Linked DNA regions of Homo sapiens: region 2 is linked to region 1. A link is an interaction called in ENCODE POLR2A ChIA-PET data of the cell type or tissue named here. Cell type or tissue: OCI-LY7. All regions are shown on one strand. Links, peaks and the distances in the headings refer to the core of each region. The heading gives the core; the rest is flanking DNA.

The links. Peaks named below come from ENCODE experiments on the same cell type or tissue, not always from the same donor. Only the 100,000 strongest peaks of a DNase experiment are listed, where the experiment ranks them.
Region 2: POLR2A ChIA-PET joins it to region 1 with 5 read pairs; 2 of 35 experiments call an interaction of 5 or more read pairs at or near these places.

Annotation. Positions count from the first base shown.
Region 1 is chr12:4,816,881-4,832,851 of GRCh38, reverse strand. It overlaps KCNA6-AS1 (KCNA6 antisense RNA 1), which reads left to right and starts at 2,081. Exons shown (of 3, transcript NR_199077.1): 1 at 2,081-2,422. It also overlaps a transcript of KCNA6 not described here. RefSeq lists enhancers at 2,102-2,603, 3,033-3,192, 3,253-3,442, 7,940-9,139 and a silencer at 7,143-7,343. In OCI-LY7, for the core only: no CTCF peak of the experiment used is centred there; a DNase peak (open chromatin) is centred at 7,191; H3K4me3 peaks cover 1,214 bases; H3K27ac peaks cover 1,563 bases.
Region 2 is chr12:4,323,194-4,337,653 of GRCh38, reverse strand. It overlaps TIGAR (TP53 induced glycolysis regulatory phosphatase), which reads right to left. Exons shown (of 6, transcript NM_020375.3): 2 at 6,337-6,374; 3 at 494-615. It also overlaps the pseudogene RPS15P7. Among named protein-coding and RNA genes, the nearest start is that of TIGAR, 9.2 kb to the right of the region's middle. In OCI-LY7, for the core only: a CTCF peak has its summit at 8,596; no DNase peak of the experiment used is centred there.

The DNA of each region.
Region 1 (15,971 bases), core at 6,146-8,645:
ACCTCTGCTGAGTGCAAAAGGAGTGGTCCAGTCCACATAAAGACTTCATGAAGAGCTGGATATGAGCTAGGTGGTCTTTGAAGGAGATTTAGGATTTCGAGTCATGAGGAGAGAGGGAGGGTTGAGAGAGGCAGGACCCTCTCTGGGTCTAGAAAGATGGATATTCCATAGGGATTTGTTCTGGAGACAGGTGAGTGACTAGGAATTGAATTCTGATGTGGTGATTTAGGGCATGAAGCACATAACAAGGACAAAACAGTGTCTCAATGCAGGCCTGCAAATGTTCATTCTATGAGGTGAAGAATGAACAGAGGGGCCAGAGGTACAAGCCAATGTCCTCTGCAGCCACCCTCAAAAGAGTATCAAAAAGCGTATTGTCTCAGGAGTATCAGGCCACCGCCCCATAACCTCAGATGTGACCAGGCCTGAAGGATCTCCTTCTACCTGTGCGTCCCTGCACCTCTCACTTTATCTTACCCAGTGGGCGCACTGCCGCTGGGGTGGGGTCACAGAGGAGGCCTTGAATCAATGCTGGGTTGTAGGTTGAACAAACTTCACAAGACTAGAAAATAAGTAATAGAGAGGTACTTGTTTTTTTCACATTGCCAGAGTCTCACATTTCCCTCTCTGTCTGAGTTTTCCCAAGCCCACAAGGGATGGTCGTGGGCTGACTGATGACACCCAGGCTCTCGGGGTCTGAAGAAAAGCAAAAGAAAGGCCCCTGTTCTCTGGTCCCAACCACAAACATGAGGGCACTAAATAATTCCACAACTACACCATCTTCAGAATCAGAGCACTAGGAAGGAGAGAGCTATTACTCATTTTGACCAGGAAGCCTTGTTTTATTTAGCAATGAGTATTTGCTAAGCGTATCTTCTACTCAATAGAACACCCTCACCATGTTTCTGTGAGACCAGAGTGATCCCCATTTTATACTGGAGGAACACAAGGTGTATGAGAAATGTGCCCAAGATCTCAATACTAGTGACTCGGAGAGCCAGGGTTTGAGCCCAGATCAGTCTGATACTGAGACCTGTGCTCTCTCTGTATATAGTATGCAAGAACTATCATTTCTTCAAAGTCTGAGCTGAATGGAAGCTCTCATAAGAGATTATTTTCAGAAGCTCCGTGTCTTAGCCAAGGGAGTAAGTGAATTAACACACTGGACTCCAAAATCCAGCTCTGTTATAAAGTAGTCATAGTAGCCACGTGGCCTTGGGCCAATCAAGTCATCACTCAGGACCCCAATTCTTTTTGGCATTTACAAAAGGAGAAAGCGGAGCTGGAGGATGGATCCGACCCCTTCCAGCTCCCATGGCTGGGAGGTTTTCCATCTCTCCCATAGAGAGGCTAGCCCAGACTGAACCAGAACGTTTTTTTCCTGACTAACGGTTTCTAGGAAAGAGGCTCATGCTGGCTGGCTCTCAGGCTCAACCCTGGTCCAATCCACTGTCAGCAGGACGGGGTCAAGCAGGTACTAACTTGGCTGGCTGCTTGTGGGTGATAACGAGTTATTGTGAAGGACTCTTGGGCCCTCTGATAGCTGCCTGACAATGCCCAACCAGAACAGTAAAGATCCACCAAGCCAGCCGCTCCGGGCCACATGCAACTTCAAGGACCACTTTGTGCATCTGCACCAAGGCTCCCTCTGTTTTGAGAAAGGAGAGCTCGTCGGTCCCATATTCCTCCGCAGTCCTTGCAAATCCTCTCACCTGGCAGGAAAGCCACTTAGGGTTGTTGTATAAGAGGAGGAGGCACAGCGGAGACCAGCTTTGTTGGCAGAGAGCTTACCTTTCCTGAAAGTCAGCGCTGAAAGATCAAAAGTCACTGAGGACCCTGCTGACTCCCCCACACCAACTCACAAAACCAACAACCCGTGGTGGGCAGGGCCTGAGAGAGGAAAGTGAACGATATCCTGCAAAAGTCTGCTAGGGGGTGGCTTCGTCTCAGTTGCAAGGCTGCTGAATAGGTAGGTAGGTAAAGGCCATGGGGAGAATCAGCATTTGGAACTCTTCCCTGGGTGCAGCGCCCCTGCCCGCATTGCCTGCAAGGCAAACCCCGCCTTCTCCCGCAGCCTCCCACTCCGCCCAAGCAGCCCAGGGACAGAGGCTGCAGGATTCTGACACAGGAAGTCTACAGTCACTGGGAGCCTCTCCAAGATACAGCCTGTGTGAAGGAAAAGGTCTGGACAAGGAGAGGAACAGTAAAGAGAAACAAAAGTCCTCGGTTTGAATGAGGAGAGATTTTGAGCCCGCAGCGGGTTGCGGGGTGGAGGATGGCGGAAGGGGCAGATGCCGTTACCGGGTTCTGTTTCTCTTTCGCTGGCCACCTTGTTAAGCTCCCATTGGCCAGGTGTCCGGAGTGGGACTCACCACTGCAGGGGGCTCCAGCCCCACACAGCCGCCTCCCAGGAAGGACTCAGGTGGGCTTTCAGGTTATCCGCGGTGGGATGCAGGGGTGAAGGAAGCTTTGGTGGTGGATGTGAGAATTTGGGATGGGGGTGTGGAACTTTACTGGCTCCTGCCATGCAGCGTGCACAGTGCTTTCTGCAGGATGGCATCGAAGGGGCTGGAGCTGGGGGGCAGCACGTCTCTGTCCTCAGACCACGGTGGAGGATGTGGACTGTCCAGGCTCCAAGCTGTCCATCCCTCAGTGCCATGACCTAACCGTTAAGTGGGATGGAGCATGGGAGGGGAACGCAACTGCACCTTTCAGAGAGAGGCCCTCTGAGCAGGAAGAGTGGCTGCAGTAGAAAAGATGTGGCTGAGAAGGGGAAGAAAGAGCCTCGCGAGCATCAGCACTAGGAGAGGCAATTGATTTCATCCTGTGAGTCTCAGGGGAGTGGAGGCTGCCCCTTCCAAAAGAACTGGCAGGACTGGCCATGAGCCAAGTAGGGAACAGCTGCTGCTGACTGAGGGAGAAGCTGTGCAGCCTCGGGCAATTCAGTCAACCTCTCTCGGCCAAGGACAATATAATAATGCCTGCTTTACTGACCTTAGTGAATTGTTACGATGTTCAATGGTGAAAGAGAGTTGTAAAATGTGAAGTGCAATTAAATGTATAGGTGCGATATTATCAGCAGAACTTCTTGGGCTGGAGGTACCCAACTATGGCTGCACACAAGAACCTCTAGAGACTTTTTTTTTTTTAAATCCTGAACTTGGAAACCACCCTAGATCAGTTATTCAAATTAGGGCAGGCAGTGAGCAGAAGGACAGGAAGTGGTACTTTTTTCAAAAGAATCTGGTGATGCTGATATCCTATGAAGGTTGAGACCTGCTACCTAAGACTTCCCCAAAATCCATGAAGGTGATCACTCAGAGCACATGTTTTTTAAAAAGGCATATTCTCAGGCTTCTCCCAGATCTTCTGAATCAAAATTTCAAGGGGTCCTGGCAACCTCTATATTTAGCGAGCAATAAGAGCAATGTGGACACGTTATGCCAGTGAAAAGTTTGTCGATTAGCTCCTTTTCTACTGGATAATCATATCCAGCAATGCTTCTGGACAGCACAGGCAAATCAGCTCAAGGAGGGGAAGCACCCTCCTCAGACGGTAAGTACAGACATGCTTTGGGGGGATGGGGTTACAGTAGACAGCCAAATCCCATCCTATTCCTGCTCCACCGGGGTGAAACTCCAATTATAAAATGACACATTTCCCAGCCAACGTGCCTGGGAACCTTAAGATAAAAAGGAAACGATGATGAGTTATCTATAACTAACAGCATCAATTATGAGTGCTTTATTGTGTCAATAGATTGTTCAGGCTTTCTTGCTTCACACACTGCGGACTCTGTTCCATTCATAAAATTATACAAACACTTGCATATCCATGCACATGCACTCACAAACACAGAGACCCCAAGCTCGTCAAACACACAAATGGGAGGACGAAGAGGATGACAGGAGCCGGTGAACTCTTATCAGGCAACTGCATTACTCCGTTCTAGCATTATTTGCAGGATTCCATGCTACATTAGCGATGTTCCCAGGTAACAGGACCCCAGGGATTCTTCATTTTAGCTCTTTCATCCCACAGGGGCAACACTAGTTTAGCAGATAAGAGCACGACTCTGGAGCCAGACTGCCCAGGCTGAAATCCTACCACCCCACTTACTGGCTGTGTGTGACTCTGGGCAAGCTACTTCTGTGAAATGGAGATAATAACGGGGCAACTGGGACGATTAAATGCGCTGGTACACATAAGCCCTTAGAGACATGCCTGGCAAACAAGATGCTATGTGAGTGTCCGCTGCTATCAGTGATTGTTGTTTCTGTTGTTGTTTTACTATAGGTGAGAAAGGTGATACCTAGAAAATTAATTGCTCACTTTGTTTACATCTCTTGACTCTTTTAGGAGTATAGCCAAGGAAGGAGTCATAAATGTGAACAAATATCTACACTACAAGTGTTCGTTGTAGCACCGTTCATTAGAAGCAACCTGAACGTCCAATAGGAAGTGGGTTACCAAAAGAATGCTGCATCTCCATGACGGCTATGTAGTAATTGCATGAGAAAACTAGAGACATAATATGAAGCTTTTCAGATGAAATGCTGAATGATCTCTATAGATATACAGATACAGACATAGACAAAGTTAGTCTGGGGGAGAAATACAACCAAGTTCCAACACTGAGTGTCTCTATAGAGATACAGATACAGACATAGACAAAGTTAGTCTGGGGGAGAAATACAACCGAGTTCCAACACTGAGTGTCTCTATAGAGATACAGATACAGACATAGACAAAGTTAGTCTGGGGGAGAAATACAACCGAGTTCCAACACTGAGTGTCTCTGGTGGGGGGGTTATGGGATTTTTATTTTCTCCCTTATACTTTTCTAAATTGGGGTAATTTTCGATGATGAGCAGATATTCCTTTTAGAGTCTGAAAATAAAGCGTTCAATTGAAGCAACTTACTCAAGGTCAAACAGCACATTAGGAGCCCACACAGGCTTCCTATCCCTGTCCAGGGACTGTGAGGCTTCGTGAGGCTGCACTAAGAGTAGGAAGGAAAGCTGAGAGGGATGAGAATGATGAACACACACCGAAAAGCAGCAGGACCTTGGTGGAGCTGTGCAGGGCTAAGCCCCAGCTCGGAAGCTTCCCAGGGCAGAGCTGTGAGGGCAGAGCTAGACACTTTTCCATCCCAGAGCCACTTTGCGGCACAGTGAGGTGACCTAGGCACTACAATCGAATGCCTGCCCTTGGGGCTGCTCACTGCTGTCTCCCAGAAATGGAAGAAGCCAGCTTCTACTTTGTCTAAGGATACCAGAGAGTAACACCAACCTTTCTTTCCTTTGTCCTTTCTACAGACTTCTTCCTCTAGTGTGGAATCTGAGACCCAGGGAATACTGGTTCGCATCCCTGCTGGGCTGCACTCCCCTGCTTCTCCTTAATATAGAAATGTCTTTTCTTGCCCAGCATTTTCCCCATCATAATGCCAAGGTGCTTGAAACGGCCAAAACCAAGGAATGTTTATTTTGCAACACCGAAATAAAGAAGGATCTGGAATCACTTAATAACTAGGATAGGCTTCATCTAAGAAAAATAGAAAGGAAGGAGGGAAGGAGGAGGGAAGGGCGAGAGAAAGGAAGGAAGGAGGGAAGGAAGGAAGGAGGAAGGAAGGAAGGAAGGAAGGAGGGAAGGAAGGAAGGAAGGAGGGAAGGAAGGAAAGAAGGAGGGAAGGAAAGAACGAGGGAGAGAGGGAGGGAGGAAAAGAAGGAAAGAAGGAGGAAGGAGGGAAGAGAGAGGGGACGATGGAGGGGAGGAGGGAGGAAAAGACGTAGGGAAGGAAGCAAAGAGAGGGAGGAGGGAGGAGAGGAGGAAAGGAAGGAGGGAGGAAGGAATAGAGGCAGAAAGGAAGAAGAAGGAAGACGTTTATCATTGCTTGACAGTAGATAAAAACTATTGTCTCTCTTTCAAAACTTTGCTACAACCTACTCAGTATATTTTTAAATGTAAGTTCTGATCTTTGTAAAATAATAGACTGGAGTATATGAGCTCTGAAATTCAGTGATTCTACATAAAGTTGAAAACCTAGTAACTCCAACTCTCTTTTTCAAAGATCACTCCAGTGGCAAAAGCCAAGCAATAAAGTCTGTCAAGTTTTCAGGCAGCCAGCTGCACATCTGATTAATACACTTGGGTATCCGCAGAATTTTCAAGCAGAAACCCAGTCGTTGAATCCAATGACCTCACTTTACAGTGAAGACTCTGGTGGGAGAACAATACTAATGGCTACCATTTGCTGAGGGCCAGGCAGGTGACATGTGTAGGGTCACACAGCAGGTTAGTGACAGACCCAGAATTGGATGCAATCCTCACCCACCCCACAGTCCACTTCTTCTGACTTTTAGTGGCTTTAATACCAGAAACTTTTCCTCATGGCTCAAGATGTACAGAAAAGGAATCGGTACAAAGGCAACAACAGGACAAGAGCAATTCCCTCCTTTCTGCTTTTGCCTCTGAGCACAGAAGGGACACCATGGAAGAAGGAATTTCAGCCTGGACCAGTTGGTGAGGAGCAGACAGCAAACCTCAGGCCTTGCTAGATGAGCAGAGGAGGGTCAGAGGTAAGAGCCCTCAGCAGCACCAAAACAAAACAAAACAAAACAAACAAACAAAAAACACCTAGAAGAAAACAGCTTTCCAGGAGACTGAAATCCAAGCACCAGAGGAACCAGGTCCAACTGTGGTGTGTCAGCACCAAAAATGCCTTGGGAGAAAGGACAAATGTCACACTTGAAAACAGTGTTTAGGAAGATGGAAAAGAATACTGAGAAAACCTGGTTACATACAACTCACTGCTGGTATTTGCATCTTTCTCAGATTGTGAGTAAGATTTCATAAATAGGATAGTGAGTAAAGGTTATCATCAATGTTTTCATCAAAAGGTTTTAGTTAGAAAAGTGATCGTAAAAAAATCCATGTTACAATTTTTGATTTGGTTAACAACGTGCATAGGAATTGGCTGTTACAGTGTAAGGCAAAAGCCATGCAGACGACCTCATTTGCCTGGCAGAGTGCATCAGAGCTGTGGACATTTCCTAGCAAGGTAGCTCTAAACCTAACAAATAAGACCAACTCTTACTGTTATTTTCTCAAAGACTTCTATTTAAGAAGACTTATAAGGACTATAGGGAAGAGGATGTGTTTTATCACATTACTCAGTGCCTTATCAAAACCACTTCCGTTTCTGAACAACTCAAGAGGGGTGTGAAGAACTTTAAGAAGGTTGATAAGAAGCCACAGAATGGTCCAACTGAAAAAACCTTTCATGGCTGAGGGTCCATGCACTCAAATCCATTGCAACAAGCTTCAGATCTCTTCGAGTTTTCCAAAATGTATTTGTTGGATGAGTTTTGGGGGTATGTGAGCAGACATTACTATAAAAGGGGGATGGAGATTCTGTGGTAAAAATTTTTAAAAATGTAAGAAGTTGAAAAACACTGGTTTAAAGAAGTGAAATAGTTTTACTGCTGCAGGACTTCTCAGAGCCTTTAATTTCATGTTCAGATGCATTGTGCATCTCCAAGAGGCAGCATTTCTGAAACATAGTGCCTGGGGATTCTTTCTCCATGGAAAGTTGCGTAGGACTGATGTTCTGCAGATCACATTTGAGGAACTCTGGCATGAGTTATTCTAGGTAACATGGTCACTTGAGTATCCATTTCAGCAGAAGACAAAACAGGAGGAAGGAAGTTTAAAGTGCAGCAGGAGATGTGTAACTGAGAAATGAGGAAAACATCCTGACAAAGGGTGCTCAAACACAAGTAGCTTGAAGGAGTCTATATTATGGATTCTCTTTCTCTGGGCATTTTTCAGAATAAGCCTGGAATAATCTAGACATTTTTCTAATACACAGCAAGGCAATTAATTCCATGACTTTTAGAATTCTCTTCCTGCTCAATTATTTCATGTCATCTGTCCTTATTCTCTATTGATATATTAAGTGAGTTCAGCTGACTGGCTTGCAAATTAAAGACATCCCTGAAATGTTGAAGGTAAAGCCAATACATCCTCTGTAAGTTGAGTCTGTTTTCCACAGATTGGTATTATAATTGCAAAGAAAAGTGTTGACCTTACGCATCGGGGAGGAAGCATCCTACCTACACCCTTGTGCATTTCTTCCCGTTCATTCTCCCGCTTACGGCAGCCCACAGGTCAGCCAAGTGAATAGCTGAGTCATGAGATGCTTCCACACTCAGTCATTCAACCTCTCTGTGGATTCCCAAGTTTTCTGGAAGTTCTCGCTGATCTCGGGGATTCTCAATGGGTAAGTCACTTCATTGCTCATGTTCTTTCTTTAGGAATTTAACAAAATCCCTGGATATTCTCTGCTGCTGGCTTTTTTAGCAAGGAAACAGTTTCACTCTAAGAAGGTAGTAAGCCCCTTTACATGAGTCGCCTCTGTTATGACCAAGTATTTGATGATTTAATACCTGAATCATGGTCACTATTTGATCAGGAAGTCCAAATCTACAAAACAAGAGAAACTATTACATAGATGGACATATTTCCCAAAAGACTGATTTATGAGAGCTTTGAGTGGTTTTAACTGTATCTAACGTTTGGACAAGAGACCTTGCTTATGCCTCACTACTCTGTCAAAGTGGGCAAATAAGAAACAGACCATGAAATAATAACTTTTGCTGAATGCTCGCCACATACCAGGCCTGTTAGCATTACCTGCTCTAATTCCACCCATTCACTGGCCACCATGAGGGATGTCTATTAATGGCCCAGTTTTACAGAGGAGAAAACCAAGGCTCAGTGAGGTTCTGAACTCTCCCCGGGTCACACAGGCAGACACCAGTGGGGAACAGCACTGGGAGCTGACTTCCTCAGGGTGGACAGATATCACCTTCTGCCTACATTGTTCACAGATAGACCAAGAGGCTCAGAACCATGTTCTCATGTCTCCTGTCCTGCCTCACCTGACACAGCTACAGGTGTGGGAAAGGCAGTGCTGCCCACCTGCAAATGCATCACTTACAGTCTGCATGCAGTAAGAAAAAGAGAGATTATGATAGATTTTCTTGGAATTCCCCATTTTATTTTATTATTTATTTATTTATTTGAGATGGAGTCTCGCTCTGTCGCCCAGGCAGGAGTGCAGTGGCGCAGTCTCAGCTCACTGCAACCTCCACCTCCCTGGTGCAAGCAATTCACATGCCTCTACCTCCAGGGTAGCCGAGATTACAGAAATCTGCCACCACACCTGGCTAATTTTTGTATTTTTAGTAGAGATGGAGTTTCACCATATTGGCCAGGCTCATCTCGAACTCCTGACCTCAAGTGATTCGCCCGCCTCGGCCTCTCAAAGTGCTGGGATTACAGGCATGAGCCACTGCACCCAGCCGGAATTCCCGTTTTTGAACATACATTTTGAAAAATATCTCCTAGTTCCTAAAATGAAAAAAAAAAAAAGCTTTTTTTCCTTTCAAGTCTGATCAGCAATCCTCATCATTTCCATCATTTCCAATGCCATAGCATTCCTCTTCCTTCCGCTGGAAGAAGGAATTATGATTGCATGAAGTACACTATAAGCTAGTTTAAATTCATTTTTCTACTGACTACATGCTCTCTTTTAACTATATTGTGTAGTTTTTTAAATGTGAAAGGGCTCACTTCTATTAAAAAGCACCTCTGAGAGGAAAATAATTATATTATACATACACAAAACAACAACAACTTTTTGGAAACTCATCTGTTGGAACAAGTGAGGCCTACAAGCATTCAAATGTAAGGCTCATGATGGATTTTATTTAATCCCAACCTGACTGAACATTTCCTGCCCTCCTGGAAAGGGTACATATAAAGCTTAAAAAAAGGAAAACGTTTCTTATCTCCTTCCCAAGGAAATAATGTTGGGCATGGTTCCAAATCTACGGCCATTTAGCTTTCGGCCAATAAGCTTCAAAGACAGAAGATTCCACCTGAGAGCTGAAACCAACTGGGAATAACCCAGGAGAGGCAAGATCGAATCCGGGCACGGCCATGGGCCTCATGACATCGCAGAAGCAACCAGACAGATGCACAGCCCGTGGCTGGGTGGCCAGTCATTATCAGGAAAGCCACACAATGCCACTCATGAATCCCCACTCTGACGCCCACTCAGTCCTAGCCAGCGGGAGTGGAGTAGTGCTCCACAGTCTGACATCACAGAAACAGGAGGCGGTTCTCTAATTGGATACATCTCTGAACGCAGAAGTTTGCCTGATTTCTAATTTTTACCATTTTGGTTGGGAGTTCTGAATTACATCACACATTCCCCTGCCTGCTTAACTGGACACAGAACATGGCATGCTCTTGTTACTCTCCAGTGCCTTCTTCTCTGTGCAGCCTCACAGTCCTGTCTCTCATGGGTAGCTGGAACCGGCTCCTCCCAGCAAGCAGCCTTCATTTCTGCTCTCATTTCTTTTTTGTCCAGCAAACACACATACTCACATCTCCATCTGACCTGCTACTTCTAAGTCAGATAGTTGATTCTGAGCCACTTAGATGAAATCACACAGGAAGGCTCTGAGTATGGCCGCAAGCACCAGTGTCCCCAGGGGTTACCAGGTGACATAAGCCAGGTATCATTTTCCCTAAACATGATACCCTTTCCATCTTTCCTTTTCTAAGCTTTGGTAGAAATGTACATAGAGAGAAATATCTCCCACCTATGAAAAAACATGGCTAGGGGCACAATTAAAACTGACAGACGGGCCGGGCGCGGTGGCTCACACCTGTAATCCCAACACTTTGGGAGGCCAAGGTGGGCGGATCACTTGAGGTCAGGAGTTTGAGATCAGCCTGGCCAACATGGTGAAACCCCCTCTCTCCTAAAAATGCAAAAAATTAGTCAGGCCTGGTGGTGAGCACTAATTCCAGCTATTCAGGAGACTAAGGCAGGAGAATCGCTTGAACCTGGGAGGCAGAGGTTGCGGTGAGCCGAGACCATGCCACTGCACTCCAGCCTGGGAAACAAGAGCGAAACTCCATCTAAAAAAAAAGAAAAATGACAGACGGCCCAGCCTCAGCAGCAGGGACTAAGAAGCGATGGGCACTGGGCAAAGAGAACCCACGTCCTTCTGCAGGGGGCCGCTGTCCCTCAGCTTTTGCTGATGGTGGGTGGAAAGCAAACATGCAGGATCAACAAGCCCAGACCTTTGCTTTTAAGAGAAACCAAAACTTCAGATGTGTGTGTGTGAAATATTCCAGTATTTCTTAATGTTGTGTCCCATGTGGCTCACAAGCCACAAGTGACAGTTGAGGACCTCTTATAAGGTAATCTGCCCAGTTTTAGGGAAGGTGCTCTGTGATTGCAATTTGGAATTGCTGGAGGCATGTAAAACCATAAACCAGGAGATTGCAGATGCAGAAAAAAGAAAAACAAAACACACACACACACACACACACACACACACACACACACACACATCCAAGTGAGTAGAGGGTCTGGTTGGGGAGGGTGTGCCTGGGCACCTGCGTGTGCACACGTATGCTCTCCTGGGTGAACGCGATCCTTCCCCTGAAGCACAGAAAGCAGTCTTCTGCAGGGAACACAGCTATTTTCCCCACCATACCGGACCTCTTTTCTCTTTCCACCAATGCCAAATTGCCTTAAAGCAGCTGGGGAGTGCCTGGCTGATTTATGGCTCAACCACCAGGCCTTCTGGACACGTTCTTCCTCCTCACCCTGGTCCTGTGATTTGTAAAAGATCTCTGTAACTGACAGTCACTTCTCTTTCTCTATCGGGGCAACAAAGTGCAGGGAAGAGTCTAGAAACTGGTTTCTGCCTCCCAAGGCATCAGAAGTCAGCGTTCCTGGGTAAGATGCTGGCCTTCTGCATCCCTTCTTTCCGCTATAAAATTCAGAAGACTCAGATAACCCCTTGACTTCCTGATTTCCAATCTATGACAGTTTCCTTCTGTCCAGTCACTAAATTTAACAGAAAAAATAAAGCCTTAAGAGGTTAAAGAATCCCTTAATCAGTGAGATTAGAAGCCCAGAGCCTGTACATGAGCCTCTCTTTGTCCAGTGCTAAATACCTTTGGTCTGCACTAGCCCTCAGTCATTAGTCCTCCCTTAAAAATCCAGAAGCTGGTCATCTGGTTCTGGGCTTCTCTAGCTAGGCTCACTGCCTCTGTGCCCTGGAAACTCAGGGGAGGGAAAGATAAAAGTTAAAATCACTTAATTCCATTTTCTATGGGCAGCTCTGCTAAGGAGTTTGGTTGGGTAGAAAATGAAGAGTTATTTTTAAGAGTGTGTGTGTGTGTGTGTGTGTGTGTGTGTGTGTGTGTGTGTGTGTTTAGGTAATCCTTACAGTTCCATTTCCCATGGGAAAATATGCTGGAGTTGGAGTTAGAAAATTTGGGTCCCAGGCACAACTCTGCCCCTAATTTCCTGTGTGATCTTCGGCAAATTATTTCACTTCTCTGCATCAGTCTCCTTCTTCCTAAAGAGGCATTCACTGCCCCCTCCATCTGTGACCCTCTGCAATGCTCCAGGGCCTGAGGGAAGGGTTAAGTGAGAATTCTCATTCTAGTTTGGCTGGAAACAAACTTTGTTAAAATATATACATATTACCAGTATATCCATCCTATTCTTCCAAGATATATTCAGATTATATTTCTGTATATTAAATCACACCGTAAGGGCAATTATTTAAAGAAATTCTGCTGTGAATCCTCTGGGCAAAGAGCCTTCTGGTAAAAATAGCTAGCTATCCTGAGTCTATTTTTTATGTCATATTTCATTTAAATGTTTATTTCAGAGAACAAAACTGCAGTTGGCAGGGACCCTGCCTTTCTCTGACGTGCAGGTAGTTTCGGCCCCACTCTCGGATGGGTGTTTGGTGTCTCTAAGGGTCTCTCTGCTGATTGGCAGTGGGAAGAGCCATGCTTTGCTAAGAGTTTATTTCCTGCTAAACTCTTTCACTGGCTGCCTCTTCTGAATCTCACAGCAACTGTGTAAGGCAAGTGATGTTAGCTTCCTTATTTTGCAGATGACGAAACTGAAGCTCGGTGAGGTTAAATGAGGTACAGCTAATAAACAGTGATTCAGACCAATTCTCCAACTCCCATGGCAGGCAAGCCAGCAAGCTCAGAATCCTCAACCATGAGGGCAGCCACGTCACCTTGCCCTGGGATAGGACCTTTGTTAAGAAGCCGTAGTGGCTGTGGCAGTGAGCTGAGGGTGAAGACAGCAATCTGGCCCGTGCCAAGACCCCTAACAAGAGATGTCATAAATGCTCTTTAGGTGGAGTGAAGGCCAGGGGAGACCCACAAGGGCAGGGGAGCTGGCTTCTTCCAACTACGAGGCCTCCTGTCTCCTCCACCTCAAAGAAGGACAGGAAAGCAGAAACACAGCCACGGGAGATTAAGGGGTACCCCCACCTGCAAAGGGGGCCGTGAAGGTGACTGGGGAAAAGAATGCATGCTGACGGTGAGGACCAGGACAGTGGAAGTTTGAAAGCCACTGGAACAGGGTAGGAAAACTCTGGGCCAGGGGCTGGCTTGTGGGTTCTGTCCCTTCTGCTAACTATAAGACCCTGCATTCTTCCCAAGGAAGAAGGCAGGAGCAGGTGTGTGAGGAAAACTCGAATGCAGTGTCAACCACTGAGAATGTTAAAATGGGAGAGGGAGATCAGTGGCAGTACTGAGAAAGGGATCCATAGAAAGATGTTCCACGTATATATGCTACACACATATAGAATATATAGCACCATATGTGTTTGTGTATATACGTGGGTATATGTATAAGCATGCATGTATGTGCCTGTGCATACGTGTGTATATGTTTGTGTGTGCATATACGTGTGTATACATGTGCATATGTATATTCATGTTTCTGTATATATACGTGTGTGTATATGTGGTTTTGTGTGTGCATATGTGTATATATGTGTATGTGTGTGTTTTTGTGTATGTATGTATGTGTATGTATGTATATATATTTATGTGTGTATATACGTATGTGTGTATATGCATATGTGTGTGTGTGTGTGTGTGTGTGTGCACTTTCAGGGACCCATAGGGAACAAAAGCACAGGACACCTGCTGCTGCTCCATCAGAGACAAGCTGGCATGTAAACAGAAGTCTATAAACACATTTAGGAGCTATGGCTTCATTCTTCTTGCCCAATAACAGTTAGACCCTCACTGCATTCCATTCTGTTCCATCTCCCCTGAAGAGGATGAAACACACATTACTGTGTGCCTTTAAAGACATCACAACCCCTCTGAGCTTCAGTTTTCTTATCTGCCAAAGAAAAAAACAAAGCCTAGCCTACCTACTTCATTTCACTGCTGCAGGATGATAATAACAGCTGACATTGTACATTTAAACACTGTACATACATTAATTCATTTAATCCTCAAAACAACCCTATCAGATTGGTACTATTATTATCCTCCATTTGACAGAGAAAGAAACTGAGGCCACAGAACTGTTTCATAACTTGCCCCATGTTACCCAGCAAAGGAGGGATTTGAGCCGCGACGATCAGGCTCCAGCAACTATGCTCTTAAACCCTTTGTTAAATCGCACGATGTCTGAAAGCACTGAACGTGTTTGACAATGTTCTGTAAATGAATAGCACCATTCTTATTCTTGCTAGGACTATTCCCAGTGGGAAGGATGCAACGCAAGGTCAGGATTCCCTAGGTGAGGATAAATCCTGCAACCTCAGATCTGCAGCCCCACTAGCCAGGTGCCACGCTTCCAGTGGCAAGTCCTCCCCGCCCCTCCCAGCTGCAGGACTGTCTTCCTATGTTCTTTTTCAAAGCAGTGTCTCTGCTGCCAAGAGCAGGTTTGTCTGTCTCCTGGAGACAGCGGTTGTCAAGCCCTGAGAGAACAGCAAGCATGTCAAAAATAGCAGCGCCAGCAGACTGCGTGGCTGCAATTTCCTTTTGAAATGTCGCCTTTGCTCTCACCAAAGAGCCAGGGTCTGTCTGCGCTCCTTGCAGCCTGCAGCAGAAGCTGCTTAAGATTCCAAAATGTTTTCCAGGAGGAGGTAAAGTGTATCTGCTGAGGCTCGTGACCGAGGAGTGAGGAATTCTCTTTAGAGTAACAATGATGAGGTTGGAGTTGGATTAAAAAAAAAATTGTAATAAATCCCATCAGGACTAGTCCCCAAACAGGTCAAGTGATAGCCAAGGTTAGACCAGTGCGAATGATACTTCCTGTAGGGTAGGAACCTTTCCTCTTTTGTTCTGAAAATGAGGGAGTCCCTCTCCTATTGTTAATGTGCACCTTCAAACACAGCAGCTGCTTTGATAACCCTTCAAAGGCAGTGGCTGATAGATTTCCACTCCCCCTTTAGGGTACCAGGTGAAGCCAGGGGATGAGGACCAAGAAGACCAAGAGGCAGGGTGAACTATTTTCTCAAGTTCAGAACAAAGGGACATGAAAAACATGACCATTCCCAACCCCACAGAGACTCACTCAAGGCCAGCACAGGAAAGTGGTTCATCAGGAGACCTGGCAAGATGAGAGGCTAAAAGCCCATCTGTCTTTCTTCCCCGCGGCCTATGTCTGGGAAGATCCCTCTCCCTGCCAACTGCCAAGCTCCAGACCCTGTTCTGCCATGAGCTATCTGTGCAACCCAAGGCAAAATATGAAGCGGGATGGAGAGAGGAACTCCTACCACCTAGTAAATGGAATTCTTTTCCTCCCCTAAGTGACTGTGACAAGGTAGGATTGGAGGACACTTTCCTCCCCACTTCCTTCCCATGGCAATAACACACAGTCAAAACCCATGTGAGCCAGGATGGCAGCTCCAGCCAGATTGTCCTGGAAGGACCACGCTCTCTGGGAATCTATCTTGGAATGTATGTTGAGTTGCAGGCAGATAGAAATGCTGCTGCAAGCAAGGGCTCAGCCAGCGGAGAGGAGAAATGACAAGCCACAGGACTGGCTGGTGCATCTGAGGAAAGCACCAAGGAGAGGGAAGGGAGGGTCCAGTGGGCACAAG
Region 2 (14,460 bases), core at 7,117-9,616, 500 kb after region 1:
TAGGCTACTCTAATTTAAAAATTATTTTTTTTAAAAAGTACAAAATAAAATTAAAATAAATAAGTTCTGTTGAGGAAGGTCATGTCTGTTTGGGATTTAATTCCCTACAGACTCTGGTAGCAGATTTTTCAAGATTATACAATTGTTGAGACTTTTGGCACATCAGCCTAGACCTTGACTCTAAACTCACCTGTTGCTGGGCGTGGTGGCTCACGCCTGTAATCCCAGCACTTTGGGAGGCTGAGGCAAGTGGATCACCTGAGGTTAGGGGTTTGAGACCAGCAACATGGCAAAACCCCATCTCTACTAAAAATACAAAAATTAGCTAGGTGTGGTGGCACACACCTGTAATCCCAGCTATTGGGAGGCTGAGGCATCAGAATCACTTGAACCCGGGAGATGGAGGTTGCAGTGAACAGAGACTGCACCACTGCACTCCAGCCTGGGCATAGAGTGACGCTCTGTCTCAAAATAAATAAATAAATAAATGTACCTGCTTTGTCCTCATGAGATCACTGGAGAAAGCATGAGTAAACTTCACATTATTCAGAAATATACCAGCAGCTGCTGCTTGTTTAAATCCAGTTTCTGAAAGAGGTTCATCTACTCCTTGTCCTGTGATATATTAAGAAGAGGAACAATAACATTCAAAACTACATATCAGAGATGTATAAATCACATGTAGAAAATATAAGCTGCATTTATCTAAATTTTAATGAAAGATTTTTTAAGTACTCTTCCACGTAACTTTTCAGGGAGTTATTAGCAAGTAAAAATAAGTTTTAAGTCTTTAAAGGCTCAGGTATTCAATTATTTTCCAAAAGAATGCTTGCCTAATGGGAATTAGGTGATGATGAGATAGAAATGTCTTAGCTTTTCCCTCTTTTATGTTTGCCCCTCTCTTCATTAATTGGCTCTGATCTTACAGGTACTGTGTTGGGGCGGTAGGACCATCATCTAAAAGTTTTTTCCTTCTTTATTCCCATCATCCAAATGCTCAGTATTATAATGGTATTACTTTTCCTCTTTCCTTCCTCCCTCCATTTCTTTGTCTTTTTCATTTTAAAAATGCTTTGAAACCTCTATTTCCAGGATAACGGTTGGCTGGACACTCTGAAGGGACCTCCTACTAAAGATCTAAATGGTGTATGTGTGTGAGTGTGTGTGTGTGTGTGTGTGTGTGTGTGTGTGTGTGTGTGTGTGTGTGCTGCATTGCTGGGCCCACAGAACATACAAAAAATCTCCAAGGGACAAAGTAAAGCAACCCCAAAGCCCTGAGCTGAACTGTGAATACCGACATGAAAAAAATGAAGGTGGTGGACTATGAGGACACGCTGGTGGGGCTGGGAGAGGAGGCCTGCTGGAGGGGACGGCAAGCGGGAGGACTAAACACAACATTCTTGGGAGCGAGGGCTCCTGTAAGGAGACTTAATGCAGCCTCAGGCCTGTGGTAAAATAAAATGCAAATCCTTTTCAGAGCAAAGCATTCTCAAAAGAGGCTAACAGGTTTTCCACTAATTTAGAACAAATAATTGTTTAGCCAAAGATTCAACACACAAGAAAATAATCTACCATAAACCAAAGCCACCCATCAAGACTTCAGACATTGAAATCAGCAAATAGGGAATTTACAATAACTATGAATAAAACATAAAGACAGAGTCACAAAAATAAGCAAGTAACAGTAAGCATCAAAAATAAGTAGACAATTTTCTAAAATAACCAAATAGATCTTTTAATAATAAAAATCAGGATTGCTGGGGGCTGGAGGGCCCCTCAATGGATAAACAGAGATTCAGATGAAAGGAGGTTTAATGAACTCAAAGACAGAGCAGAAGATATTACCCAGTACACGGCACAGATACAAGGAGATAGAGCATAGCTCAGATATATTAGAGTTCTAAAGGAAAGAATGAGAACTCCTAACGATGCCTTGTCTTAGTTGCTGTAACAAAGTACTACAGACTGGGTGACTTGTTAACAACAGATATTTATTTCTCACAGTTCTGGAGGCTGGAAGTTTGAGATGAGGGTACCATCATGGTTGGGTTCTGGTGAGGGCCTCTCCACATTACACGCTACTGACTTCTCCTTCAGTGCTCCCATGGCACAAAGAGGAAAGAGCTCTCTGGTGTCTCTTGAATAAATTCCATTCATGAGGGCTGCACCCTTGTGACCTAATAACCACCCAAAGACCCCACCTCCTAATGTCATCATATTGGGAGTTATGATTTCAACATGTAACTTTTGGGAAGAAAAACATTCAGTCTATAACATGCATCTAATTGGAACTCTAAAGGAATAAAAAAAAAAAAATGGCCGGGCATGGTGGCTCACGCCTGCAATCCCAGCACTTTGGGAGGCTGAAGGGGGTGGATCACTCGAGGTCAGGAGTTCAAAGTCAGACTGGCCAACATGGCGAAATCCTGTCTCTACTAAAAATACAAAATTAGCTGGGCATGGTGGAGCACGCCTGTAATCCCAGCTACTTGGAAGGCTGAGGCAGGAGAATCACTTGAGCCCAGGAGGCGGAGGTTGCAGTGAGTCAAGATCACACCACTGCACTCCAGCCTGGGCAACAAGAGTGAAACTCCGTCTCAAAAAAATAAAAGAACAGAAAAAATGAAGGAGAGGAATATGAAAAGAAAATAGCTAAGAATTTCACAGAATAAGAAAACACATGTACATCAAGCAGGATACATTAAAAAAAAAATTCCTCCTAGATATATTATGAGAAACTAAAGAATATCAAAATTGAAGAGTTTAAAGGAAGTTACAGAGAAAGACATATTTCCTACCATGGAACACCATTTAGCTGATAGAAATCTCTTAACAGGAAAAATGGAACCAAAACTGCAGAATGCTATCTTCCAAGTGCTGAGAGAATCATCAGTTACAAGTGTGTACCGACTGAAGCCACTATGTTTACCACCAGCTGCTCTACACACACTAGAGGACTTTTCAAAGAACGTACTTCAGGAATGGTCTGAGACGAAAACAAATGAGGAGCAGAGAAACTTGCAAATATATTCATAAATTTAAATGCCATCTAAACAAATGAAGATAATAATGTCTACCTCAAGCAATTAAAAAAAGACAGGACTAAGCGACTAGACAAGTTCTTTGTATTTTTTGGAAGAGGGGATATTAATATTATACTTTATTAGGTATTGTCAGAGTAAATGTGTCCCCCCAAAATTCAAATGTTGACATCCTAACCCTCAATGTGATCGTATTAGGAGGCAGGCCTTTGGGAGGTGATTAGATCCTAGGGTGGAGCCCTCATGAACAGGATTAGTGTCCTTATAAGTGTTCTCAATCTATCTCTCTGCCATGTGAGGATATTAACCAGAAGACAGCAGTCCGCAAACCAGGAATCAGGTCCTCCACAGACACTGGATCTGCTGGCACCCTGATCTTGGAATTCACAGTCTCTAGAACTGTGTATTGTTTAAGCCACTGGGTCCATGATACTCTGTTACAGCAGCCTTGGCTAAGACAGGTATGAGGGTAAGAATTTTAAGATAACCTTGAAAAGAATGGAAATGGTACATCATTTGAAAGGTAGTGGGGAAAGTAAGAAAGTGTGGAACAGGAAAAAAACCAAGAACTTAAGAAGTAAAAGCAGGTAAGATTAAAAAAAGAAAGACTATAAAAAGAAGGGGAAAAAAAAAACAAAGAAAAAAAATCGAAACACATCAGTGACCAGAATAAAGGCAAACAGTCACTACTGCCAGTTAAAAGACAGATTCTAGGCCAAGCGTGGTGGCTCACGCCTGTAATCCCAACACTTTGGGAGGCCAAGGCAGATGGGTCACCTGAGGTCAGGAGTTTGAGACCTGCCTGGCCAACATGGTGAAACCCCGTCTCTACTAAAAATACAAAAATTAGGCCAGGCGCGGTGGCTAACGCCTGCAATCCCAGCACTTTGGGAGGCCGAGGTGGGTGGATCACCAGGTTAGTTCGAGACCAGCCTGACCAATGTGGTAAAACCCCGTCTCTACTAAAAATACAAAAACTAGCCGAGCCTGGTAGTGTGCACCTGTAATCCCAGCTACTCAGGAGGCTGAGACAGGAGAATCGCTTGAACCCGGGAGGTGGAGGTTGCAGGAGCCGAGATCACGCCATTGCACTCCAGCCTGGGCAACAGAGTGAGACTCCGTCTCAAAATAAATAAATAAATAAAAATTTAAAAAATGAGCCAGGTGTGGTGCCGGGAACCTGTAATCCCAGCTACTCGGGAGTCTCGGGCAGGAGAATTGCTTGAACCCGGGAGGCAGAGGTTGCAGTGAGCTGAGATCGCGCCATTGCACTCCACCCTGGGTGACAGAGCAAGACTCTGTCTCAAAAAAAAAAAAAGACAACTTATATATATTTTCAAAAGAGCCAAAATTTAGCTACATACTATTTATGAGATAACACTTAAACATGAGTATACACAAAGAGTGAAAGGAATGAGATGGAAAAATACATACCAGTGAAATTCCATCCCCAAAACAGCTCAAGTAGCTATATTACTGTCAGAAAAATAAGACTTTATGACAAAAGTCTCACTAAGGATTTGGGGACCACTATAAGAAAATCAGTGATCCAATTTACTCAGAAGATGTAATCATTTAAACTTGTATAAGCCTAATAAAGTAACCTCAGTCGATACAAAAGCAGAACATAGAAACCAAAAATGGATAGAATTCCAAGTATTAAAGGGCAAACTGGCCACTGCAGCAGGAAATTAAAAATACTGCACTCATAAATTGATATTTAGGACATGCAGGCAAACTAGTGCATTTATAAAGCTAATAAAGTGTGTAAGATTTGAAAAACAAAATCAAGAAGGCTGATTATTTTATATATAATTCCAGTCCCAACAATGACGGATTATACATTTTTCTGAAGCATACAATGGAAGAATTATAAAAACTGACCATAATTAACACATTTCAAAGAAGTATCATCAAATAAACCATACTGACAGAACACAAAAGCATTTATAATGGAAGTCACTCAATGGGAATTGAAAATACTTGGTGCTGAATGCTTACCACATTACCACGTGTCAAAACTACGGGCATGCAAACAAAAACAGTACTTAGGAATATATAAGCCTTGAGGCCGCGTGCGGCGGCTCAGGCCTGTAATTCCAGCACTTTGGGATGCTAAGGCAGGCATATCAACTGAGGTCAGGAGTTCAAGACCAGCCTGGCCAACATGGCAAAACACCACCTCTACCAAAAATACAAAAATTAGCTGGGCATGGGGGCACGTGCCTGTAATCCCAGCTACTCAGGAGGCTGAGACATGAGAAATCGCTTGAACCTGGGAGGCGGAGGTTGCAGTGAGCCGAGTTCGCACCACTGCACTCCAGGTTGGGCGGCACAGTGAGACCCTGACTCAAAAAAAAAAAAAAAAAAAAAAGAAATACATGAGCCTTGAATGCTTATACACAAAAGGCTGTAACTTAAAGAACTAAAGCATCCAACTGACAAGGTCAGGAAAAGAACACAAAAACTTTCTTGACGTTCCATTGTCAATGTCTTAGGAAAAAGAGAAATGAGCAATACCAAAGGCCAGGTGGTAAGAGGCTTCAGTCCAGAGGATAACCTGGGTGGGGCATATTTCGTCTGAAAACAAAGGTTCCTTTGAGAATCAGACCAGTTATTGTCCATAAAAGGGAGTCAGGCACACGGAATATGAAAATCAGTTTTTGTAAACCCCGGAAGTCCCTAACCAAAAAAATAAAACTAAATGCTTTTATAATCACAGCACAGAAATAGCATGTCTAGCCAAAAGTTCAAGATATTCTTAAAAAGCCAGACTAGCTGGATCACAGGGCAAATAAAAGATCTGAGTCCAAATTAACAGAAAAAGGGAGAAAGAATCTCTTCAGAATAAAGTAACGACCACATGTGAAAATAGTTCTTTTTTTAAACCTTTATTACTACTAAAATTAAAATAACCATCTTAGCAGAAAAAAATACCATTAACACCAGTCAGTAAACTTCATGTTTCCAAATATAAAATAATTTCAAATCCAGACATTTATATTTTAAGACACCCAGACCCAATATAATTAATCAGCTGACAGAGCCACTTTGAAGCCATACATAAAGAATAACTTGGAGACCTGTACTTCACACCCAGTTCACTTGAGAGATTTATTCCTCCTGGTTACTAACAGCCCTGATCATATTTCTGTGGTTATGATGCTTTGATTCTGTAATCCCAATTCACAATGGAGTGCTGCCCCCAGTCTACCCCACCCCACCAAATCTGCTTAACTCACACATCTTATTAACACAAGGGTGAGAGCTAAAATAACAATCGGATTATACCAACCTTGGATTATTTTCTCCTTGTTAAATCTTGTTTCTCCACTAAAATAGAAAGAGAAGGACAACCTTATTAGCCAAATTATACTGTTTTTGAGAGGAGGAAAAAAATGAGCAATCAAGTGTGGTGATACTCTAAAAATATCATGTGAAACTTGTAACACACTTCATAATCCAACCTGTAAAAACAATTTATTCTAAACTAATATTTGCAATTGTCTTCTTTAATGAAGAGCTAAGAATTTCAAACTACTCCAAACTAAAACGTGTAGATCAGGAACCAATCTTAAGTGAATTGCAGGTGGAAAATCCTACTAAAAAATATAATGCAAATAACATTTCAGCCAAATAATTTTGTTAAAAGAAATATATTGATCAAAACTACTCTTACTGGCAGCAGGAACAAAAACGTGAGAGTCAGTCTATTCATTGCTGGACTGAATGAGCAAGTGAAAGAGAATCTGAATGGAATGGGAGAGACGTGCACAAACCTTCAGAACCCCCTGCCTTCTCTTAGTTCCTAGGTCTTCAGCAGTTATTTTTTGTAGTACTGACAGCTATCTCGCAGACCAACTAACTGCACACTGAACTGAGGTTTGAGTACTACACTTTTAAAAACTAAAATACCAAAACAAATCAAAGCAATCTGAACCAACCGGAAGGGTAAAAGAACTGGAAACTTTGTCAGAAAATAACTGGGGTTACTGAGGCTGGAGGGGGAAAAGGGCGGGAAGTGCATGGGCAAGACTGGACAGACAGCAGGATAGGTTAACAATAATGCAACTTTCAAATACATGAAAAGTAGAATCAAAGAGAATTCAGCTGAAATTTCTTTGAGCACTAATTAAATGTTTGCTGACCCAACCTACCACTAGAATTGCTGGGCCATAAGGTATGCAAATACCAGCTTTATTAGGTAATGCCAGTGTCATAGCAGGTTACACCACCCTGTAGTGTGGTGTACCACCCTCAACAAGATTCAGTGATGGAAGGTTTCTTCAATTTGTACCAATCTGGTACCTGAACAATTCATCTCACTTTAATTTTAATTTGCATTTCCTTGATTTCGATGGAAAATGATCGCTCCATTGTTTTTAAGTGAAGCACTAGTTTATAATAATTAAAATGTCACATAGGACTGATTTACTCAGATCTAGAAAAAAAAATCTACCAGACCTGGAAGTCAGAATCACAAACTCAGGCCTCATCCTGGAATCTTGCCGCTTGTTTACAAAAACAGCTGTATGCCAACCTCTGCCAAGATACAGATTGCTGGATTTGGCCAATATGAATGTTCTTTAAGACCCAACACAAGACTGGTTCTTTTAGGTAGTCTCCCTCCCCAGTACCATTCCCCATCTACCTACTCTATTTAATACCCACACTCTATACTCCCATGGTCCCCTGGCACTACCAACATAAGTTTTCATCTGTGTGCTAATTGACTTTTTAGCTCTGTGTCTATCCTGGCTCCAGTTCCTTAAAGGCACAAGCAGGGATTGCATACCCTCAACATGCCCAGGGCCTGGAGAAAATGCTGGGAAATGACAGAACTTCAGTGAATGTGCTTTTACCTAGGGAGGGTCATCTGGAAATACCTATCAAAATGACAAATCTGTTTACCCTTTTATCCAATAACCCAATTACTGGGAATAACTGAATTCACTCATATTTAAAAGATTATTTGTGGCCAGACGTGGTGGCTCATGCCCGTAATTCCAGCACATTGGGAGTCCGAGGTGGGTAGATCACGATGTCAGGAGTTCAAGCCCAGCATGGCCAAGATGATGAAACCCCATCTCTACTAAAAATACAAAATTTAGCCATGCGTGGTGGCGGGCGTCTGTAATCCCAGCTACTCGGGAGACTGAGGCACAAGAATTGTTTAAACCCGGGAGGCAGAGGTTGCAGTGAGCTGCAATCACACCACTGCACTCCAGTATGGGTGAGAGAGCAAGACCCTGTCTCACAAAAAAAAAAAAAAAAAAAAAAAAAAGATCATTAGCTACAGTATTATTTCTAATAGCAACAGATTATAAACAACCCAAATGTCCATAACTCATTCCTTAACTATGGCCAGAATAACCATTATTTATATTAACAAATAAACAGTGACATATCTACCTAATGGAATCCTATGTAAATGTGTCCTTTAAAGAGAGAGATTATATGTAAAGATATGGAATGCTCACCAAGATATATGATTAAGTAGAAAAAGCAGGGTATAGAGTAATATAAAAAGAAAGCTACCCTTTTAGAAAGGAGGGAAATAAACATCTGGATCTGCACAAAGAAACAATGGAAGGATAAACATGAAACTAATAAATGTGGCCACCTATTGGTTGGGGGAAGAATAGGAAGACTACGGAGAATTGTTTTGATTTCTAAATATGTAGATGTATTAGCTTAAAAAATAAACGTATGATAAAGAAATAAAATTACACAGAACTGGCCAGGCACGGTGGCTCACGCCTGTAATCCCAGCACTTTGGGAGGCCGAGGTGGGCAGATCACGAGGTCAGGAGTTCGGGACCAGCCTGGCCAACAAGGTGAAACTCCGTCTCTGATAAAAATACAAAAATCAGCCAGGCATGGTGGTGAGTGCCTGTAGTCCCAGCTACTCGGGAGGCTGAGGCAGAAGAATCGCTTGAACCTGGGAGGTGGAGGTTGCAGTGAGCCAAGATCATGCCACTGCACTTCAGCCTGGGCAACAGAGCAAGACTCTGTCTCCAAAAAAAAAAAAAAATACATGGAACTATTTATACCTTGGTAAAAAACCAACAGCACTGATTTGCCATTATCATTGTTGTTAATATTAATAAAAGATTACCTAGGCCACATGCAGTGGCTCATGCCTGTAATCCCAGCACTTTGGGAGGCCAAGGAGGGCAGATCACCTGAGGTCAGGAGTCCGAGACCATCCTGGCCAACATGGTAGAATCCTGTGTCTACTAAAAATACAAAAATTAGCCAGGCGTGGTGGCAGGCACCTGTAATCCCAGCTATTCGGGAGGCTGAGGCAGGAGAATGACTTGAACCCAGGAGGTGGAGGTTGCAGTGAGCCAAGATCATGCCATTGCACTCCAGCCTGGGCGACAAAAGCAAGACCTCATCTCAAAAAAAAAGATTTCCTACACTCCAAAATTCATTCAGAATCTTATAAAATGGGCATGAAAGAGGATATTAGCCTCTACCATTCAGATGGATAAAGCAGAAGCATTCAGGGCAAACATGGGGAACCTGTCATTTTTAATCTAGAAAATAGTTACCATGTATTGGATTCACTTCCTGTCTCAGCCTCAAAATCTTGCTGAGACCAAGAATAAAATATCTGTTATTTCAATATAAGTAACATCCTCGGCTGGGCGCGGTGGCTCATGCCTGTAATCCCAGCACTTTGGGAGGCCGAAGCAGGCGGATCATGAGGTCAGGAGTTTGAGACCAGCCTGGCCAATATGGTGAAACCCCGTCTCTACCAAAAATACAAAAATTAGCTGGGCGTGGTGGTGTGTGCCTGTAGTCCCAGCGACTCGGGAGGCTGAGGCAGAAGAATCGCTTGAACCCAGGAGGCGGAGGCTGCAGTGAGCCGAGATTGCGCCCTCAAAAACAAAACAAAACAAGTAACATCCTCGCTAGACAGTGGCTTGTAGCCCTTAATTTAAACCTGGCCTAAAACTGCCTCCATGCCTAGGGAGCTGTCACCTAACTTAATATGCACACAAACTACAACATAATTTGAGAGTATATTCCTGTAATAAAAACCAAGTCTCAGCCAACCATGCATGGCAGCTGAGCTTTCAGCCAATTATGGGCTGCAAACTGCTCAGACATGTCCTAATAAGGCAAAGCAGAGCTGTATCCAATCAGGCTATCTCTATATGTCACATCCTTTCTTTCTTTTTTTTTTTTTTTTTCTGAGATGGGGTCTCACTCTGCAGCCCAGGCTGGAGTGCAGTGGTGTGATCTCGGCTCACTGCAATCTCCAACTCCAGGATTCAAGCGATTCTCCTGCTTCAGCCTCTCAAATAGCTGGGATTACAGGCAAGCGCCACCACGCTCAGCTAATTTTTGTATGTTTAGTAGAGACATGGTTTCACCATGTTGGCCAGGCTGGTCTCTAACTCCTGACCTAAGGTGATCCTCCTGCCTCGGCCTCCCAAAGTGCTGGGATTATAGGTGCGAGCTACTGCGCCTGGCCATGTCACTTCCTTTCTCTGTCTATAAATACTGCCTGCCTATGTCACTGGGTGAGCACTCTGAAGCTTTACTGGTTCAGGTGCTGCCTGATTTATGATTCATTTCTTTGCTCAAATAAACTAAGTCTAATTTGTCTAAAGTTTTTCTTTTTATAGGTTGCTAACACAATTTCCAGCCAAAGCCAAAGAAGCACCCTCATTTTGAAATGAGGGGTGAGAAGAAATTTAATAATTTGCCAACCAAGAAATCATGCAAGAGCCACCAAAAAAACTCAGAATTTACAAATCACAGAAATTTGGCAGAGATGATTACTTTTTGTATACTTGCTGAAGAGTAACTCAGCATTTTTATTTAATCAAAGTAGATAATGAAAGATTCAAATTAAAATAAAGGTTTACACTGTCAAAATGTCATTTTATAAAAAATGGAATCCCAGAAATTTGATAGTTTCATAAAAGTACTGCCCCACCATCTAACGATTTTCAGTGAAAGCAGCATAACCACTGTGATATAATGAAGGACTCATTTAGCCATATATCAACAGAGGCTGCTGTAGACTCAATAGTATTATTAACAATCACAGCATTCAGTTTAGTTCTATTTGGCATTTTTGCGTTCAAATCACTTTATAAATATTAAAGAGTAGGAATCCAAAAATAGATTTTTTTCCAAAAGCTTTCATAAATATTTAGTTGTACAGCTTTTATCAGCTTTATTAAGAGGTTTATATAAATCCTTGAAGTAACTGTTTAATTAGTACGTTTGGGGAATGGGAAAGGAAACTTGATGGCTAAAACAGTTTTACTATTAATCTATTTCCCTTAACCAAGTCTGACTTGTGATAGCAGCAGAGAAGGTGAACGGAGCTGAAAGGTCAGAGGGATATATTTTGAAGGAGTCAGGAATAACACCACTCATTTTCAAAATCTGCAGTGTGGTCCATTTCCAAAACAGAAACCTGACTCTGCAGGAATCCGAGTGCTTCTGCCAAGATGTTAAGTCTTAGGATCAGCCATTTATAGGCCCTACAAATATACATCATTCATTTTGTAGGTTATCTCACAGTTCTTAAAAGACATTATATCTTGTTAGCCTGGATTTATACGCTGCAGCATTTCTTCAAAAATCATACAGAAACCTCAATTTCCCTTAATTCCATTTAAGGAATTCAAATTCAACACACAATACTCAGCGTGCTACAAAGGAGGAACAAATCATGGGAAAGCTGTTCTTTAGTGTAAATGAAAATGTAAACCCTCACCTGATATCACGAATACAGCTTAGTCCTAATTCCTTTACACTAATACATTCATTTGCAAATATAGAAGATTTCAAGAGCTAGTAACACAAGACTTTTGGTGGTCTTTCTTTTTTTTTTTTTTTTTTGAGACGAGTTTTACTCTTGTTGCCCAGGCTGGAGTGCAACGGCGCAATCTGGGCTCACTGCAACCTCTACCTCCCGGGTTCAAGAGATTCTCCTGCCTCAGCCTCCCGAGTAGCTGGGATTACAGGCGAGTGCCACTACGCCCAGCTAATTTTTTGTATTTTTAGTAGAGACGGGGTTTCACCATGTTGACCAGGCTGGTCTTGAACTCCCGGCCTCAGGTGATCCACCCGCCTCGGCCTCCCAAAGTGCTGGGATTGCAGGACTTTCGGCTGTCTTTGATCTTTATAAAGTATCTGTACAAGGTATCTTTATACTTTTATAGAGCATTAAAATTTTATAAAAGTATTAGCTTTATAAAAATACTAAATTACAGATGAGCTAATAGTATTTTGCTTGCTTTATTAATATACAGAACAATTATTAGCATTACACAAAAAGTAACTGCCAATAAAAGTACAGTAAGAAAAATCAGTTTTGCTATCAGTAACTTTACTAATTCGGCCAGGTGGGGTGGCTCACGCCTGTAATCCCAACACTTTGGGAGGCCGAGGCAGGCGGATCACCAGAGGTCGGGAGTTCGAGACCAGCCTGACCAAAATGGAGAAACCCCATCTCTACTAAAAGTACAAAAGTAGCCAGGCATGGTGGCACATGCCTGTAATCCCAGCTACTCCGGAGGCTGAAGCAGGAGAATCGCTTGAACCCGGGAGGCGGAGGTTGTGGCGAGCGGAGATCATGCCATTGCACTCCAACCTGGGTGACAAGAGTGAAACTCCGTTTCGTCAAAAAAAAAAAAAAGCAAAAACAAAAAAACTTTACTAATTCATTTTTAAATCATTAAAAGTATATTAAATTTAGTTTGCCAAAAAATTTTAAAGCTTTACGAGCTGCCTAAAAATGGAAGTGAACTTTTCTGAGGATCCGACAAGATGGCCGAGGTAGAGCAGAAGAAGCGGACCTTCCGCAAACTCACCTACCGCGGCACAGACTTGGACCAGCTGCGGGACGGGACGTGTCCTGCGAGCAGCTGACGCAGCTGTACAGTGCGTGCCAGCGGCCGCAAGTGAACCCGGGCCTGCGGCGGAAACAGAACTCGCTGCTGAAGCGCCTGCGCAAGGCCAAGAAGGAGGCACCGCCCATGGAGAAGCCGGAAGTGGTGAAGACGCACCTGCGGGACATGATCATCCTGCCCAAGATGGTGGGCAGCATGGTGGGCGTCTACAACGGCAAGACCTTCAACCAGGTGGAGATCAAGCCGGAGATGATCAGTCACTACCTGGGCGAGTTCTCCATCACCTATAAGCTGGTGAAGCACTGCCGGCCCGGCATCGGGGCCACCCACTCCTCCCGCTTCATCCCCCTCAAGTAGTGGCTCAGCTAATAAAGGCACACATATTTCCAAAAAAAAAAAAAAAAAGGAAGTTAAATGGATGGTTTTGCCGGGGACTCACTGCAAACACCTACAACATTCCAAGGAACCAGACCCTTCAGTAGTGCTGGATAGGTGATGGTAATGCCAACCTACACGTGTTGGAGTTTTCAACAATGCTGTGCCATAAGCTCATGAGAAGTTATAGTCTGACAATGATGATAGACTTGAATTCTGGAATCTTGGGCAGTCTGTTCCAGAAATGATACACACTGGTACTTTCATTTCAAAGTATGAAGAAAGATAAACCACATACAGGAACAGCACAAGATTCCTAACAGGTTCTGTTGAACTTAAATTGCTTTAAAGATTTTTTTGCATTATCTGAAGAGGTAAGTCCAATAAAATTATCTAACTCTTCAAAAAGTCATTACATTTAACTATGGTGATAATGAGTCAAATTTAAAAATCACTTCTTTTCCTGAAAGAATCACCAGGTTTTGGTTTTGAGAACTCTGAAGGCAAGAAGCAGGAGGATCCAGACCGGAAAGCATTGAACCAGCCCTCTCACTCCATCTTCCTACACATAAAACAGAACAAAATAAACTATTGTCATAACTCCACACAATTATATTAAGAGACTAAAAAGTAGCCTCAAAAATGGCTGGTGATGTTCAAGTAATCTACAAATACCGGGTTTTAACAAATTAAGTAGGAAACAAAAGACGGTGAGTGGTAAAGTTGCTTTGGTTAAACTCCTACTTCCTCAACTTGCCATGTGACTTTAAGCAAGTTACAAGGCGTCTCTGTCTCAGCTGCCTCATGTGAAAAATGAGGATATCAGTCCTTAACTCACTAAACTGTCAGATTTTAATTACAACAGTGCCTGGCAAATAATCATTTATTAAGACTTATTTTTTAAATGATTCCTATGAGGGCCTCCGGAATCAAACCCTTTTTAAGCAGCAGAAAGGGAATAAAATCCATATTTATATGACTATTGTCTATTAGGAATCTAAATAGGAATCATCTTACTTTTTAGGGGTTGCCTTACCCCAAATATTCTACAACTTCTGAGTTTTCTTTTTTTTCTTTTTGAGACAGGGTCCCACTGTGTCGCTTAGGCTGGGGTGCAGTGGCCCAATCACAGCTCACTACAGCCCTCACTTCCCAGGCTC